Regions from separate parts of the Homo sapiens genome. Here region 1 is linked to region 2. A link is a loop called in an ENCODE intact Hi-C map of the cell type or tissue named here. Cell type or tissue: thyroid gland. All regions are shown on one strand. Links, peaks and the distances in the headings refer to the core of each region. The heading gives the core; the rest is flanking DNA.

Evidence for each region. A loop is a pair of places that touch in the nucleus more often than their neighbours do. Peaks named below come from ENCODE experiments on the same cell type or tissue, not always from the same donor. Only the 100,000 strongest peaks of a DNase experiment are listed, where the experiment ranks them.
Region 1: it touches region 2 in a loop (4-fold over the local background); 21 of 110 quality-filtered maps call a loop at or near these places.

Annotation. Positions count from the first base shown.
Region 1 is chr5:144,215,010-144,223,367 of GRCh38, reverse strand. All of the region lies in intron 3 of KCTD16 (potassium channel tetramerization domain containing 16), which reads right to left. Among named protein-coding and RNA genes, the nearest start is that of KCTD16, 48 kb to the right of the region's middle. In thyroid gland, for the core only: no CTCF peak of the experiment used is centred there; a DNase peak (open chromatin) is centred at 3,267; H3K27ac peaks cover 1,857 bases.
Region 2 is chr5:144,386,054-144,394,411 of GRCh38, reverse strand. The region is part of intron 3 of KCTD16 (potassium channel tetramerization domain containing 16); the gene reads right to left. Among named protein-coding and RNA genes, the nearest start is that of KCTD16, 220 kb to the right of the region's middle. In thyroid gland, for the core only: a CTCF peak has its summit at 4,095; no DNase peak of the experiment used is centred there.

The DNA.
Region 1 (8,358 bases), core at 1,362-6,361, 170 kb after region 2:
TAATGATGTCTTTAGAATTTATAGTACATATTTTTAACTTTCTACTATCTACTTTTTTATACATATATTATTTTTATTATACTTTAAGTTCTAGGGTACGTGTGCACAATGTGCAGGTTTGTTACATATGTATACATGTGCCATGTTGGTGTGCTGCACCCATTAACTCGTCATTTACATTAGGTATATCTCCTAATGCTATCCCTCCCCGCTCCCCCGACCCCACAACAGACCCTGGTGTGTGATGTTCCCCTTCCTGTGTCCAAGTGTTCTCATTGTTCAATTCCCACCTATGAGTGAGAACATGCGGTGTTTGGTTTTTTTGTCCTTGCGATAGTTTGCTGAGCATGATGGTTTCCAGCTTCATCCATGTCCCTACAAAAGACATGAACTCATCCTTTTTTACAGCTGCATAGTGTTCCATGCTGTATATGTGCCCCATTTTCTTAATCCAGTCTATCATTGTTGGACATTTGGGTTGGTTCCAAGTCTTTGCTATTGTGAACAGCGCCGCAGTAAACATACGTGTGCATGTGTCTTTATAGCAGCATGATTTATAATCCTTTGGGTATATACCCAGTAATGGGATGGCTGGGTCAAATGGTATTTCTAGTTCTGGATATTTGAGGAATCGCTACGCTGTCTTCCACAATGGTTGAACTAGTTTACAGTCCCACCAACAGTGTAAAAGTGTTCCTATTTCTCCACATCCTCTCCAGCACCTGTCGTTTCCTGACTTTTTAATGATCGCCATTCTAACTGGTGTGAGATGGTATCTCATTGTGGTTTTGATTTGCATTTCTCTGATGGCCAGCAATGATGAGCATTTTTTCATGTGTCTGTTGGCGGCATAAATGTCTTCTTTTGAGAAGTGTATGTCTACTTCTAAGTGATATTATGCCGCTTTGTGCACATAGGAATCTTACAATGGCATATCCTCATTTATCTGCTCCAGGCCCTTGGATTATAGTTGTTATGCATCTTACTTTAATGTTGAATACCCCACACCACATTATTACTTTTTCTTTAATCGCTAGTCTTATAATAATTTAAATAATAGAAATGTATTTGCCCATTAAAATACTTATTTTTTATTTTGACCATTGATATATAAATGCTTTTGCAACTCTCTAAAAAAAGCAGTTAGAACTGGCAACCTACAGAATGGGAGAACATTTTTGCAATCTATCCATTGACAAAAGGCTAATACCCAGAATGTACAAAGAACTTTAAAAAATTCACAAGAAAAAAACAAACAACCCCATCAAAAAATGGGCAAAGGTGAACAGACACTTCTCAAAAGAAGATATTTATGCGGTCAACAAACATATGAAAAAAAGCTCATCATCACTGGTCATTAGAGAAATGCAAATCAAAACCACAATGAGATACCATCTCACGCCAGTTAGAATGGCAATCATTAAAAAGTCAGGAAACAACAGGTGCTGGGGAGGATGTGGAGAAATAGGAACACTTTTACACTGTTGATGGGAGTGTAAATTAGTTCAACCATTGTGGAAGACAGTGTGGGGATTCCTCAAGGATCAAGAACCAGAAATACCATTTGACGCAGCAATCCCATTACTGGGTATATACCCAAAGGATTATAAATCATCCTACTCTAAAGACACATGCACACGTATGTTTATTACAGTACCGTTCACAATAGCAAAGACTTCAAACCAACCCAAATGCCCATCAATAATAGACTGGATAAAGAAATGTGGCACATATACACCATGGAATACTATGCAGCCATAAAAAGGGATGAATTCATGTCCTTTGCAGGGACACGGATGAAGCTGGAAACCATCATTCTCAGCAAACTAACACAAGAACAGAAAACCAAACACTGCATGTTCTCACTCATAAGTGAGAGTTGAACAATGAGAACACATGGACACAGAGAAAGGATCATCACACACTGGGGCCTGTCAGGGGGTGGGGGGCAAGGGGAGTCATAACATTAGGAGAAATACCTAATGTAGGTGATGGGATGATGGGTGCAGCAAACCACCATGGCATGTGTATACCTATGTAACAAACCTGCACGTTCTGCACATGTATCCCAGAACTTAAAGTATAATAATAATAATACTAAAGCAGATTTAATGTCTCTCTTCTTCATTACGCATCCTTAAGACATTCTCTAGATGTTCACTCAAGCTAATATAAAATCTGCCTTAATAGCAGACATCTAATAAGCAACATGGCCACTTTACATATGTGGTATTATTTGCTACTCAGTGTCTTACAATGCAGTTACATAGATCTACCATTCCTGTCATACAACGGAGGTACCTAAGGAATCTGACTTAGCAAAGTGACTTTGCCCACTCCTGTCCACATCTCTTAACCTCTTTCTCAAGGTTCAAGTTGCCCTTTTCTTTTTTATCTTTCACTCATTTCTTCTTCTTTTTTTTTTTTGAGACGTAGTCTCGCTCTGTCGCCCAGGCTGGAGTGCAGTGGCGTGATCTCGGCTCACTGCAACCTCCGTCTCCTGCGTTCATGCCATTCTCCTGCCTCAGCCTCCCAGGTAGCTGGGACTACAGGTGCCCGCCACCACGCCCGGCTAATTTTTTATATTTTTAGTAGAGACGGGGTTTCACCGTGTTAGCCAGGATGGTCTCGATCTCCTGACCTAGTGATCCACCCGCCTCGGCCTCCCAAAGTGCTGGGATTACAGGCGTGAGCCACTGCACCTGGCCCTTTTCATTCATTTCTATAAGAAGCCAGCTATTATATACACCTACATACATGTATATAGTAAGTGTGTATGTATAAACACACACACACACACACACATAAATATACATATAACCTGCTGCCTTCATGGTGAGAGGAAATTCTATTATTATAATTTATCATCATGAGGTGGGGAGAATAGAGAAAAATAACTTATTGAGTTCCTACTATGTATAAGGCACTATACTAGGTGCTGAGGATACAAAAGAGTAGGACAAATATAGCTCCTGCCCCAGGAAGCTTACAGTTCATATATAGAGGGAAAATAAACAAGTAAATCAAGCAAATAGTTACACATGTGAACAGTACGAGGATGGAAACAAACAAGGTACTGAATAGACATCACTAGGAAAACACTGGCTACTTCAGCTGGGACGACAGCAGAAGGCCTTTTCAAGGAAAACCCACTGAAGCCTGACTCTGAAGAATGAGTAGGTCTCAGAAAAATGAGAAGTGGAAGGATGAGTGTTTGGGGGAGAGGTAAGACAAATCCCTCGAGGTGGGAAAGAGGCTGGCCTGTTGTTAAGAGCCATCAAAAGGGCAATGTAATGGATGAGTGCCTAAAGAAGGGGCAGGACAGGTGAGCAGACCAGAGGAACTAAAGGAATGTGAGTTGTGATATGTTTTTTCTGTCTCCAGGGCCATGAAGTATGTGTAGTAACAGTGCAGAGTTAGACCAGTGGGTAGCTGCAGCACTTCTGTTTCGGCAGCAGGCAGCATCACTCTAACAGGTCCATCTGCTCTCAGTTTCTCCTGCTGGGTCCAAACATTTGTAAGATGAATTAAAAGAGCTGGGAGAGGCCAGGCGCGGTGTTTCACGCCTGTAATCCCAACACTTTGGGAGGCCGAGGCGGGTGGATCATCTGAGGTAGATCAGGAGCTCGAGACCAGACTGACCAACATGGTGAAACCCCATCTCTACTAAAAATACAAAATTAGCCAGGCGCAGTGTTGGATGCCTGGAGTCCCAGCTACTCAGGAGGCTGAGGCAGAAGAATCACTTGATTCCGAGAGGCGGAGGTTGCAGTGAGCCGAGATCGCGCCATTGCACTCCAGCCTGCGAGACAGAGCGAGACTCCGTCTCAAAAAAAAAAAAAAAAAAAAAAAAAGGCCCAGCACAGTGGCTCATGCCTGTCATCCTAGCACTTTGGGAGGCTGAGGCGGGCAGATCACCTGAGGTCAGGAGTTTGAGACCAGCCTGGCCAACATGGCAAAACCCTGTCTCTACTAAAAATACAAAAATTAGCCAGACGCAGTGGCGGGGGCCTGTAATCCCAGCTACACGGGAGGCTGAGGCAGGAGAATCGCTTGGACCCAGGAAATGGAGGTTGCTATGAGCCAAGGTCATGCCACTGTACTCCAGCCTGGGCAACAAGAGCCAGACTCCATCTCAAAAAATAAAAAAAATAAAAAAATAAAAGAGCTGGGAGACAAAATGCCTGGCTACTGATGAAAACAAAGCTAACAAGGTGGCATGACCTTGGCTTAGTTCTCACAACGCTGCCATGAGAGAAGCTTCCTCATCCCCCTTTTATGTGGAGGGAGGTGATCTGATGTGTTAGGAAGAAAAGACACTTGCCCAAGTATGCCCTGATAGGAAGTAACCGAACTAAGGCTTTTATCCAGATGAGTTTGATGCTGTTAGGGTATTCAACCATATTTTACTGTCACTCATGGGGTATATTCGTGATTAAAAGTGATTAGAAAGTAAAATGCGGGAAAATCTCATTTATTTTACACTTCATGTTTCCTTGCTTTAAAATGTGGTATTATTAATTTATCCATACATTCCACAAACTTTTACTGAGCACCTCCTGAGTGTTCAGCACTGTAGTAGTTGCTGCAAATGATTTGTGCATGAGATTAGCAAGGTAAATCAGCAATGTTTAGTTAAAGTTAAAATCATAATAATGGTATATACCATTTTGATAATCATTATAAAAGGAGACTAGAAATATAAAGTACTCTTAAAATCAATTACTGGTTATCTTGGTTATCATTTAGACTCTGATTTGGCTAAAGCACTATTAACAGACAAAGGTTTGAATGGGAGAGAAACCTGAAGAGTTAAAAAAACATGATATTGGTTCTTGGCATAACTATTAATAATATCATTTGCACAGCTACCAATGGAAAAAATCTAATTAAATCAGAAATAAAAGGATTGTTAATAATCTTAAAGTTTTCCTAAGCCTCCTAGGATATAACTTTTATTACTCCATCCACCAGCTAGTGTCTGAAAGTCAAAAAATGCAAAAAAGATTTAAATATTTTCTCCTCTCTAAGTATTAATATTAAATCAGTTTTAATTACCTGATACCCCAAGTACAGACTAGGAGCTATCTCACTATCTTCATATCAGTTTACACTTCCTCATCACACTAGATTGAAATTTCCCATTTACTATTCTAATCTCTTTCTATACCATATGCTCCATGGCAACAATGACCATATGCTTCTGTTCACAGGTGAATTACTGGAGGTTTGTGCAATCGTGGGCACACTTTAGGTATTCAATAGGTATTTCTAGAAGACATATAAAAGCCCACCACTGCATGTGGTGGATGTTGAGGAACCTAACAGGCACAAGAGCAAAGGGCACAGCAAGGTCAGGGTGCCTGTTATTTACTCATGTGCCCAGAAACTAGTAAACACAACTCTCAGCAACTAACTGAGGCTAGACCTAAATCTGCCTATTAAAGAAGGTCACTCTGTCAAAAGGATGTCAAGGTGTGTAAGAAAACAAAATTACACTTCATTACTTTTTTTTTTTTTTGGTCTGCATGTAAGGGTGCAGATGAAGGAAGGTTTGAAGTGCCTGCAGTTTCCAATCAATGAAGTATATGCAGATTGTTAATCACTTCCCTGGCAGATTGTGGAGAAGTACTAGAAAATCATTAACGTGAAGAGCTGGTGAATCAGAATGCTGATTCTTTGCATACAGATATGACATTTTCTACCCATTTTAACTGAACAGGCCTACAGAAAAGTACTTCATATAAGACAGGTCCTCAATAAGTGTGAAGCAATAACATCTTTCCAAATAAATATTTTATATATTTGAACATCCAAAATTGACCTAAAATTGTTGAAAATATCACACATTATATTATCCGTTATTACCCCTCTGTCCCAGAGGAGCATCTATTCAGAAAAGCCAAGTGAAACTGCTCATTTTCTAAGATATACTTTTATTGGGCAAATAAGAATTAATAAATTTTATTTTGTTGCAGCTTGACAAAATTGAACAACTCCACACAGATATCCCTCTATTTAAGGAAAAAAAAATCTCACCTAGTTGACTAGAAAGAAAATTAGTAAAAACTGGATTCTACCTTCCATTTGAATTACTGTGTAATTTGGCAGGCATATGCCCATAGGAAAATGTCTTTAACTGATGTAAATGAGTGCTTAAGCCATAAGAAAATTAGCACTGATGCCTGACCAGTGCTTGATGTGCTTTTCAACGTGATCCAGCTCATTCTCTGTTTGGGGTAGCTTCAGAACTCTGAAACTCTTCTCCAAGTCAAGAGAATTCCCTTGGTTTTAATTCCATGCCTCTGCCACATTTTAATATCCATATGCCTAATTTCCTTTAGTCTAATTACTAGAATTTCTGTGCTGCTCCAGAGTCCCCTTTACAAAAAAGTTACCACTACCAGAGCTTAGCTGTCCTTTTCTCTATTTTCTCATTGTTGACCTGGACAGTCCACAATGTTGTCTAAAACAGCCAAACAGCCTGAGAGTCTCTCTCTCTTTTTCTTTTTTTTTTTTTTTTCCAGACAGAGTCTCCCTCTGTGGCCTAGGCTGGGGTGCAGTGGCGTGATGACGGCTCACTGCAACCTCCACCTCCCGGGTTCAAGCAATTCTCCTGCCTCAGCCTCCCGAGTAACTGGGACTACAGGCGCCCGTCACCATACTCGGCTAATTTTTGTAATTTTAGTAGAGATGGAATTTCCCCATGTTGGCCAGGCTGGTCTCAAACTCCTGAGCTCAGGCAATCCACCCACCTCAGTCCCCCAAAGTGCTGGGATTACAGGTGTGAGCCACCGCGCCCGGCTGACAGTCTCTTAACTTTGCCACCAAATTATGTTCAATGAGTTGCTTTCTATTTTCATCAATACAACTAACTCCTAATCAGATTATATCAGATTTACTCAGAATAAAAAGTTGCTGTAAATTTGACTGAGGAAATTATTATAACTTTCTTCTCTGGAATGGAACTGATGAATAAAAGGAGAGAAGTATGAATTTCTTCACACGGGGCAGTTTTTGAATGGGTCACACAGTAACAGACTCCCATCCCATTAGCAATCTTATTTCCTTTGAATGCCACATAACACAGCTACTCACAGTGTGAAGCAAAATGTCTTGTTTTCATTTCTGGAGCAATTTCAATGATCCTATTGTCAGTGACATACTCAATAACCATTTTCTGTCACCATGAAAGGGAATACTCTCTAGGCTGATATTCACAAAAGGTTATTCTAATTCCACAGTGATCAGATATACAATTTAAGTTGTATTCTTAATTTTTAAATCCATCATATATTACTCTAGGTTCCGAAAAGCCACAGGTTGAAATCAAGGTGAGGGATAGGGGGAGGAAACCATCTATTAATCACTTCCATTGTGCAATAGCCAGAATGAAGCAAATAGTTACTAGAATTCAAAGCCTTTTAAGGGGTTTATCTCAGATTCAGTTATAACAAATAGCTAAAACTTCTTCTTATAAAGTGACTTCTGTATATTTTTGTTTGTTTTAACCTGTTTTAACATCAATAAACTGGGAAAAGTTTTCAAAAGGACTATTAGAAAGAATCATATATGTTATTTAAAGGAAGCACTTATGTCTTATCCATGCCAGTATTCCCAGAGGTCCTCATATTTACTAAGGCTTCTATTGCACTGACTGGGTGTCTGGCACTGTTTTAAGCACTTTCTATATATCAACCCATTTAATTATCATAACAACTCTATGTGGCAAGTACTATTGTTATCCTTTCCATTTTACAGTTGAGGAAACTGAGGCACGGAAGCAATTTGCTAATGATCATGTATCTGGTGGTAGCAAAGTTGAGATTCAACCTCAAGCTGCCTGGGCACCAAAATCCAGGCTCTTAACCACTATGTTATGCTGCCTCTGGCATTAAGAAATGATAATTAACATTTATGGGAAGAGAAGAGGAAATGGAATACTTTGGCAGTAAGAAAATTAAGAAGGCAACCTTGTCGGTCTCACAGTACAGTTGCCTTCTAGTAGAGCTCTTTTTCTATTGGGGATATTTATCAATTTTGCAGCACTTTTCTGAATCCTGGGTTGCTCCTTAAACCCTGGTCACATCCAGCTTCAATTTACTCCTGCTTGGATGAACCAACTAAAAGGAGACCACAGGAGTCTTTGCTGCTGGTAAGTGTTTTTCTCAGTTCCCTAGAGCTAGAATCTTTGCGCAGGTGCGAAGAGTAGAGCACCTTTCAGTGAGAAATCCAACTAGTATGTAAAATGCTTAGCACTCAGTGAAAGTTAGAAAATAACATTATTATTATTATTTAAAGCATCAATCAAACCATCACTGCCCTCCAGTTCTTCTATTAAGAGACAATACAATAGTA
Region 2 (8,358 bases), core at 1,926-6,925:
TTCTTATATCATAGGCAACTTTTCTCAAGAAACCTGGACTTCCTGGCCTTTTCTTTACTTTGCTAATGTATGACATGAAGGTACTTTCCATCAATATCAAGCATTTCATAAAATGTCACCAATCTATCCAATGCAAAAAAAAGTATATTGAAAAGAGTTTACTGACATATTGTCTGACATTGTCATGATCCATGAGTGGCAGAAAATGGACACCCAGTGAGTAGGTAGATTTCCATCTGGCAAGAAGATGGCTGTAATGAGTACCAATGTGAAATGACAGATAGTAATAGAAACTAGAAAGTCGATGGGAAAATTAGCTTTCCTTGTTTCACATCTGCACGACAGGGGGAGCTGCCAATCATCAACTCCAGAGAGAGAGGCTTATTTGGGTTCCCGACCATGTGCAAAGCCATGTTCTCCTAAGTTTAAACAAAAAAAAAAAAAAAAAGAAAAAAGAAAGAAAAAAAGGAAAAGCAAAAGAAAAAAACAGCATGAAAAAAATAATAAAATTCAGCCTGTTAGAGAGCTTTAAACAAATGTGGAGCTGCGAAACAAGCTGTCACAAATTGGCACAGAGAATGCAGAAAATCAATGTGAAATGAAATCTGCCTCTCCTAACAAAATAAAGTTGGCAATTAACTCTTCCCATTCTTCCTGCAACCTACAAGTCATTGAAACTACAGAATGCAGGTTGTCAGGGAATAGGCCAATGCTTTAAATATATAGCCTACTCTCTCCTATAGCATGGTAAGTGGGTAAGAAATAGGCATGCAGGTGGCAGAGAAGACTTGGCTTTCTTAAGTACATATATGTATATGTATACATACACACACACACACTCACACTCTCTCTCTATATATATACACACTGTATTACCACATAAAACTAAGAACAGATATTTGAGTGCCCCAAATTATACTTGTTGCCTAGGGGTTGAGTAGTATGACACAGGGCTAGAAAGTCACCTGACCAGCGTCTTAATAATATTCACATAGAAAAACACACAGATTTACCCCCACTTTAAAAAACAAGTTAGAAACTAAAACATTTCAAACTTCTCATATGTTTAGCTTTTTAGCTCTCTCTCTTCGTTGAATGACATATAAATAATAATGAGTAAAGGAAGTAACTAAAGCAATTACAAAAGTTCCAAAAAAATCTTTCTAGAAAGACCAGGATATTGATATCTTTCACCAACTAATATCACAAGATTATTGCTCTGAATCAAGATGTAGGGGCAACAGTGATGAGCTATAGTTCTACCAACAGAATTCAGAAGTGCTAAGTGCTATAAAAAGGGCTATAAATGGTTAAAAATTATACTATCATTCATCATAGTATTGTTATAGTATCCTCATATGTGTAAAAATGGAGTTTATTTTTAAATTAATTATGATGCCTATATATGAGCACAGTATCAATTAATATAATTTTATGCTCTGCAATAACAAACAACCTCAAAATTTCAGTGGTCAGCACACAACAAAGGTGTACTCCCTTCTTATGCCATATCTAATGCTGGCCAGCGGAGGAACTGTTCATCATAGCCACTCAGGGGCTTGCGTTGATGGAGGCTTCACGTGCGCATGTGTTTCCATGCACACCAAGAGAGAAGCTAGGGAACACAGCAAATCACTCATTTGTTCTTAAATGTTCTGTCCAGAAGTAATACAAGTTATTTCTCTCAGTTTCATTGACCAAAGTCAGTTTTGAAAGGTTCATGCCTACCCTTAAAAGGAGCTGAGGGATTAAATCCTACAGTGCCCCCAGAAAAAGGAGCGCTAGAGATACATGGTAAACAGTAGCAAGGCCAACCGCAGCCATCCACATTTCTTGCCTGGATGACTGCAATAACCTCTTAGCTGGTCTACGTGTTTTCACATAGGTCCACCTCTCATCTGGTCACACAGCATCCAGAGAGCATAATATTTTGTCCTTTTTAACACAAATCTAGTGGTCATAGTGGTCTCATGCTTCCATACACTTCAATGACTTTGCATTTAGCTTATAATGAGATTGAGCATCTTAAATGAGGCTCACAATGTAACTGCTGCCTACCACTGTGCCCTCAGATCCTTCTACTCACTATTTGAGCCACTCAAAGCACTTGCACTACGCACCTCACTCATAGCCACATTGGCCCCCTTTATGTTTCCTGAATTCATGGGGCTTTTTCCATGTGCTTTTCCCCCTGCATTGCTCCTGATTCCTGCCCTGGCTTGCCAGCTTACCACTGCTCATTTCACGACTTTCTGTTTTCACTAACTCTGTATCTCTCTCCCACACCGTTTGTTTCCTTCATGGCAACTATTATAACATACATTTAATATAACTATTAAAACATACGTTTAATTTTACAGTTATAATTATATAGTCATTAGGCTTACCTAATACCTTTCTTCCTCTGTAAATTCACCAAGAGAAGAAATAATGGTTTTTTCCCCACCATCTATAGATTTATACATAGCACTTAGCACACAACTTGTCATTGGGTAGGCACTCAACAACCACACAGATAAGTAAATTCAACACAATTCTACTATTAATGTCTAATAAAGATCATCAGATCAGTTAACATTTGTGTAGCAGAAAGCAGCTGATCTGGTATTTAAACAGAAAATCCAAATGTTAGCATTAAACACGTCTTTATGCCTTTGTTTACACTTCACAGTTTACAAAGAATATTTTCATCCATTATTGCAAATGGTCCTTCAAATTCATTGTAGGTACGTCAGGGTATAGAGTTACCATTTTATAAGGAGAAAATGGAAGCTGAGAGAAATGAAGAGACTTGCCCAATATTGTAGTGCTGGAAAGGGCCAAAGCTGGAAGGTGAATTAGAGACTCCTGACTGTACATCTGTTTCTCATTCCACAAACCATCCTGTCTCTTGATTCAAGAAGGTCAGCCCTGGAAGTATTCATGTGGGGACAGTGTTAATGAAAGGAAAATTATTAATACAACACCTGGGCCAGATTCTGAGTAGATATGCAGAGGATGACCTTCAGTCTCACTATTCATTTCAGAATCTCTGCCCAAAGGAATTGATCGGGCAAAAGAACTTCATCAAGGTTCAGCTTTATAAATATATCACTTCCCCATATCTCTAAGGACCTTGAAATCTCTACCATTAGTTCATGCCAAAGCACATTTCTGAGAAGCCTTTTGCAATACCTGTGGTGCTTGGTAGGAGTTACATATTAAGCTATGAACACATTTATTCAAGAAATATATTTTGCACACCTACTGTATGCAGAACACTGTGCATGATGCAATATGCCAAGTTAGCTGGGAATGGAGTCAGGAAGCACCTGATTATAGTGGGGGCACAACGTAAGTCTGAGTAGAATGCCATGGGAAAGGATGGAGGGGGAAATGAGCAGCAATTGGTTGTGGCGGGGGAGCTGTAGGTACTCATAAAGGCACCAACCACCTTGGAACAAAAGGAATTAAGAACACAGAAGACAAATATCACATTCATGCCCTAGATGTGACTAATCAACTCAATCTTGCTTTGAAAAAATCACTTCTCGGCAGCCATAAAAAGAAAGAACGAGTTTATGTCCTTTGCAGGAACATGGATGAAGCTGCAAACCATCATTCTCAGTAAACTAACACAGAAACAGAAAACCGAACACCCCATGTTCTCACTCATAAGTGGGAGTTGAACAATGAGAACACATGGGCACAGGGAGGGGAACATCACACACCGGGGCCCGTCGGGGGTAGGGGGCAAGGGGAGGGATAGCATTAGGACAAATACCTAATGTAGATGACAGGTTGAAGGGTGCAGCAAACCACCATGGCACATGTATACCTACGCAACAAACCTGCATGTTCTGCACATGTATCCCAGAACTTAAAGGATAATAATAAAAAAAAAAATTAAACACTTCTTACAGCCAGTTTGAGTTCCTCTCCTGAACAGCTCAGTTTAATGACTGAATTTCAGCAACTGTAAAAAGAGCCTGACCCCCCAGCTCCCCAACCCCACAACCTTCCAACAGTTGTGAGCTAGACTCTCATCTTTCCCTCTCTTCTGAGATCCAATTCCAGCCTTCCCCTTTCCTTCAAACACATCACTATTTCCAGTTCCTGCCACAAGGTGCCCCCTGTGCACACTTCTCCTTGTTTTCAAAAAGATTTAAAATCACGTTAGGTAGAAGTGAACTAGAAACAAGGAAATCTACCTGGCTGGGCAGATAGCCATGATAAATTATCACATATAGAAAAGGGTACTAAATGGTTATATTGGCTCTAATTCTGTTCACATCCACATAAAAGAGCTGCATAAAATATTAAATGTGTGTAGCCACTCACTTTAGAGATGAATGATAAAGACTCATTAGTCTTGATAAAAGAAGTTTTTGAAATATGAGATTGAGTAATGAATATCCTCAAGAGCTGCCATAGAGATAGCAAACATTCAGAGACAGTCTACATGCTGGAATCCAATTTTAATTAGGTCATCGCTCCTGTGATAATCAAGACCTTCAGAAGAAAGAGAAACTAACTTTTCTTTTTCCCAAACAGGGAAAGGGTCAAATTAGTTCTGAACCTAAAACATTTATGATCAACAGAAAGGGCAGCTTGACACAACCAAGAGAATGTTTATCAGCATGCTTGTGCATCACATTCTATCCATACTTCTTATGATTCTTCTTGCCGTTCCTTACATCAGCTGTCCCTCAACTGTTTTGGCACAGGGGACTGGTTTCGTGGAAGACAATTTTTTCCACAGATTGGGCCAGGTGGGGATGGTTTCAGGATGATTCAAGTGTGTTGCATTTATTGAGTCCCTTATTTCTATTATTATTACATTGCACTATATAATGAAATAATTATACAACTCACCATAATGTAGAATCAATGGGAGCCCTAAACTTGCTTTTCTGCAACTAGATAATCCCATCTGAAGTTGATAGGAGACAGTGACGATCATCAGGCATCAGGTTCTCATAAGGAGCATGGAACCTAGATCCCTTGCATGCTCAGTTCACAATAGGGTTCCAGCTTCCATGAGAACCTAATGTTGCTGCTGATCTGACAGGAGGTGGGGCTCAGGCAGGGGTGCAAGTGATGGGGAGCAGCTGTAAACACAGATGAAACTTCACTTGCTAATCTGCCATTCACCTCCTGCTGTGTGGCCCAGTTCCTAATAGGCCACAAACTGCTACTGGTCCGTGGCCTGGGGGTTGGGGACCCCTGCCCTACATGATGATTTCTACCTTCAGCAACAATTTATTTCTAATGACTTGCTCACATAGCAGAGATGTCCATCTACCCTGGGACTGACTTCATCTGCTGAAGTAGGCAACCATACAGGGAGCTTATCTGATGGGAAGGAGGGAAGGATGCTACCCTCAGATGAAGCCAAATTTCTGTGGCTCTCAAAGAAGTCCTTTATGACCATCCTTGATAAAACACCCACATAACATCACCCTTACTTACTTTTATGGCATTTACTACCTCTTATATATTCATATACACACACATATTAAGACACATATATGTACATATATTTTAACTATTTATCTATCAGAATGAGTTTCACGAGAACAAAGTCTTTGTTTTGTTCACTGATGTATTCTGTGTCTCGAGTAGTGTGTCTCAATATTGTAGGTGTTTGATTCGTTGAATGGATATAGAATATATATTTTTCTCCATGTTGCTACCTGTCAGCATGGCTAAGACAAAGAGTAACAGGGCTTAATCATATTGCTTAAAAACAACTTCTTTCTATCCCAAATCATAAAGGCTGAAAATGTGAATTGAGACCTTCTTATGGCTTGCATAGACAGCCAAGACTGCATAAATTACATTTCTAGGGTTAAAATGTAGCTTTGCTTCTGTATTGATTGATTCATATCCCATGGTATCCAACTCTCAAATAAGCTTAAATTGAAGATAAAAGTTCATGAACAGTGTTACATTCAAGACAATATTCAGAGTTAATTAATAAAGGAAAACGTAAAGATTGGTAATAAAAGAAAAGCAATATAAAGTTCATTTATTTAAAAACTTGCTCTAAGGCCGGGCGCGGTGGCTCACGCCTGTAATCCCAGCACTTTGGGAGGCCGAGGTGGGCGGATCACGAGGTCAGTAGATCGAGACCATCCTGGATAACACGGTGAAACCCCGTCTCTACTAAAAATACAAAAAAAAATAGCTGGGCGTGGTGGCGGGCGCCTGTAGTCCCAGCTACTCGGGAGGCTGAGAGAGGAGAATGGCGTGAACCCGGGAGGCGGAGCTTGCAGTGAGCCGATATCCCGCCACTGCACTCCAGTCTCTGGGCAACAGAGCGAGACTCCATCTCAAAAAAAAAAAAAAAAAAAAAAAAAAAAAACTTGCTCTAAAATTGAACTCTGGATTTTTTTTCCCGATTAATAATAAATAATTGGTTCTATATAATCTTTGACCCTTAAAAAGTGAAAAAATTAATGAAATCAGTAGAAATGCTAGCTCTGCTTCTTACTAGAGTTGTGTCCTTAGGCAAATTACTAAACAGCTCTGACACTAGACCTTGTGATTAGTTAAAAAGGGGGAAGGGGCTCTAAAAAACTCTTCAATGATAGGGTTGTTGCTAAAGTGCCTACCCCTTATAGGCTGGACAGTAGAGCTGTGTCCACCTGGCAGCAAAGCTCCTATTGGGCCATTTTCTAAGTGGCATAGAAACCCATTTTGAAAGCTACACCTACAAAGTCATTCATGTAAGTGACATAAATTCTCACACTCCTGAGTTCCCTAATCCCTCAGATCTCAATAGAGACCTCCCTGCCTAGCCTGGGGCTTATGCACAACTCCAACACTTAGAGGGTGGTTAATTTCTTTTCCAGGAAAGCAAAAGAGTACCTGATTCTTTCTTTATGCTTTAAGTAAGTTGAGAAGCATCATTACTCCTTACAATGAAAAATTATTACCCTTGGGTATTAGTTCTAGTGTGGAGGAAGGAACTCAGGCTTAGGTTCAGAAAACCAGAGCTTGAACTTTGACTTCACTATTAAATATGTGACCTTGAATGACTTATTTTTTCTCAAAAAAGGAGCTCCTTCATCTATAAAATGGAGAAAACAAAAATACCACCACCATGAGGTTGTGAGAAAATGATAAAGACACTATACATGAAAGTGCTTTGGGTCGGGCACAGTGGCTCATGCCTGTAATCCCAACATTTTGGGAGTCTGAAGCAGAAGATCACTTGAGCCCAGGAGTTCAAGAGCAGCCTCGGCAACAAAGTGAGACTCTGTCTCTCAAAAAAAAAAAAAAAAAAAAATTAAATTAGCCTGGTGAGGTGGCGCATGCCTGTAGTCACAGCTACTTGGGAAGCTGGGGTGGGAGGATCTCTTGAGCCTGGGAGACTGAGGCTGCAGTGAGCCATGAACCAGCCACTGCACTGTACCCCAACAGAGGAGGATTGTGTCTCAAAAAAAAAAAGTGCTTTGTAATTGGTAAAGGGCTCTACAGATGTAAGCTATTTTAGTTGGGTGAGCCTGGAGTTGTCTTTTACAACAACAATAATACCACTTTAAAGCTTACCAAGTACTCTCATGTGCATTAGCACATTCAGACTGATGGAGCCTGAGTTGTTATTGTTAGTTCTGAGTCTTTGAGGAATGGCTGTTTTTTTTGTTTTGTTTGTTTTTTTGTTTTACCAAATAAACCATCAAAGCACTCTGGAATGTGCCAATTTTCATTCTTTTTTTCTTCACCTACATGCATTAACTAAGCGTCTCTTATAAGCAGTGCATTAAGCTAAGAAATTCAGGGAATATAAAAAGATGGAAATGTGTTCCCTGTCATTGCAGACATACATATTTGTTCACTTAGTAAATATGTATTGAGTATTTACAATGGACTGCACAGTCATGAGCATATACAGAGTCTAAAGTAGGAACTGTACAAATGAAAGAGAGAGAAAGAGAGAACAAATGTGACCATAGTACCACAGTACTATCCACAGTACTACCCATAGAGTGGTCAATAACTACCTAAAAAATATACCAGTCTTAAATGACCAATCATCAGTATTTTGACAATGCCTAGAAATCTCAAGAAACTCCTCTTGCTACTAACTTTATGAAAGTATTTGGGGTTCCCTGGAATTGGTTACTGTGCAACTGGGATGCTTTAGTGATGGAGCTGCCATTCGGAAGGCATGAAGTACACACCCTAGCTACACTCAGTTCACAACAGAGGGCCCTTTCCAATCAACTGAGAGGGCAAGTCAATAGTTATTGAGCTCTGTAGAAAAGAAGAGATTAAAGATTATTTGCCTTGCTCTTAACTTAGTTTTTCTGCCAATCTAATACACGTATCTGTTTTATCATATCCTGTCTTTACACATTTCTGGAAATAATA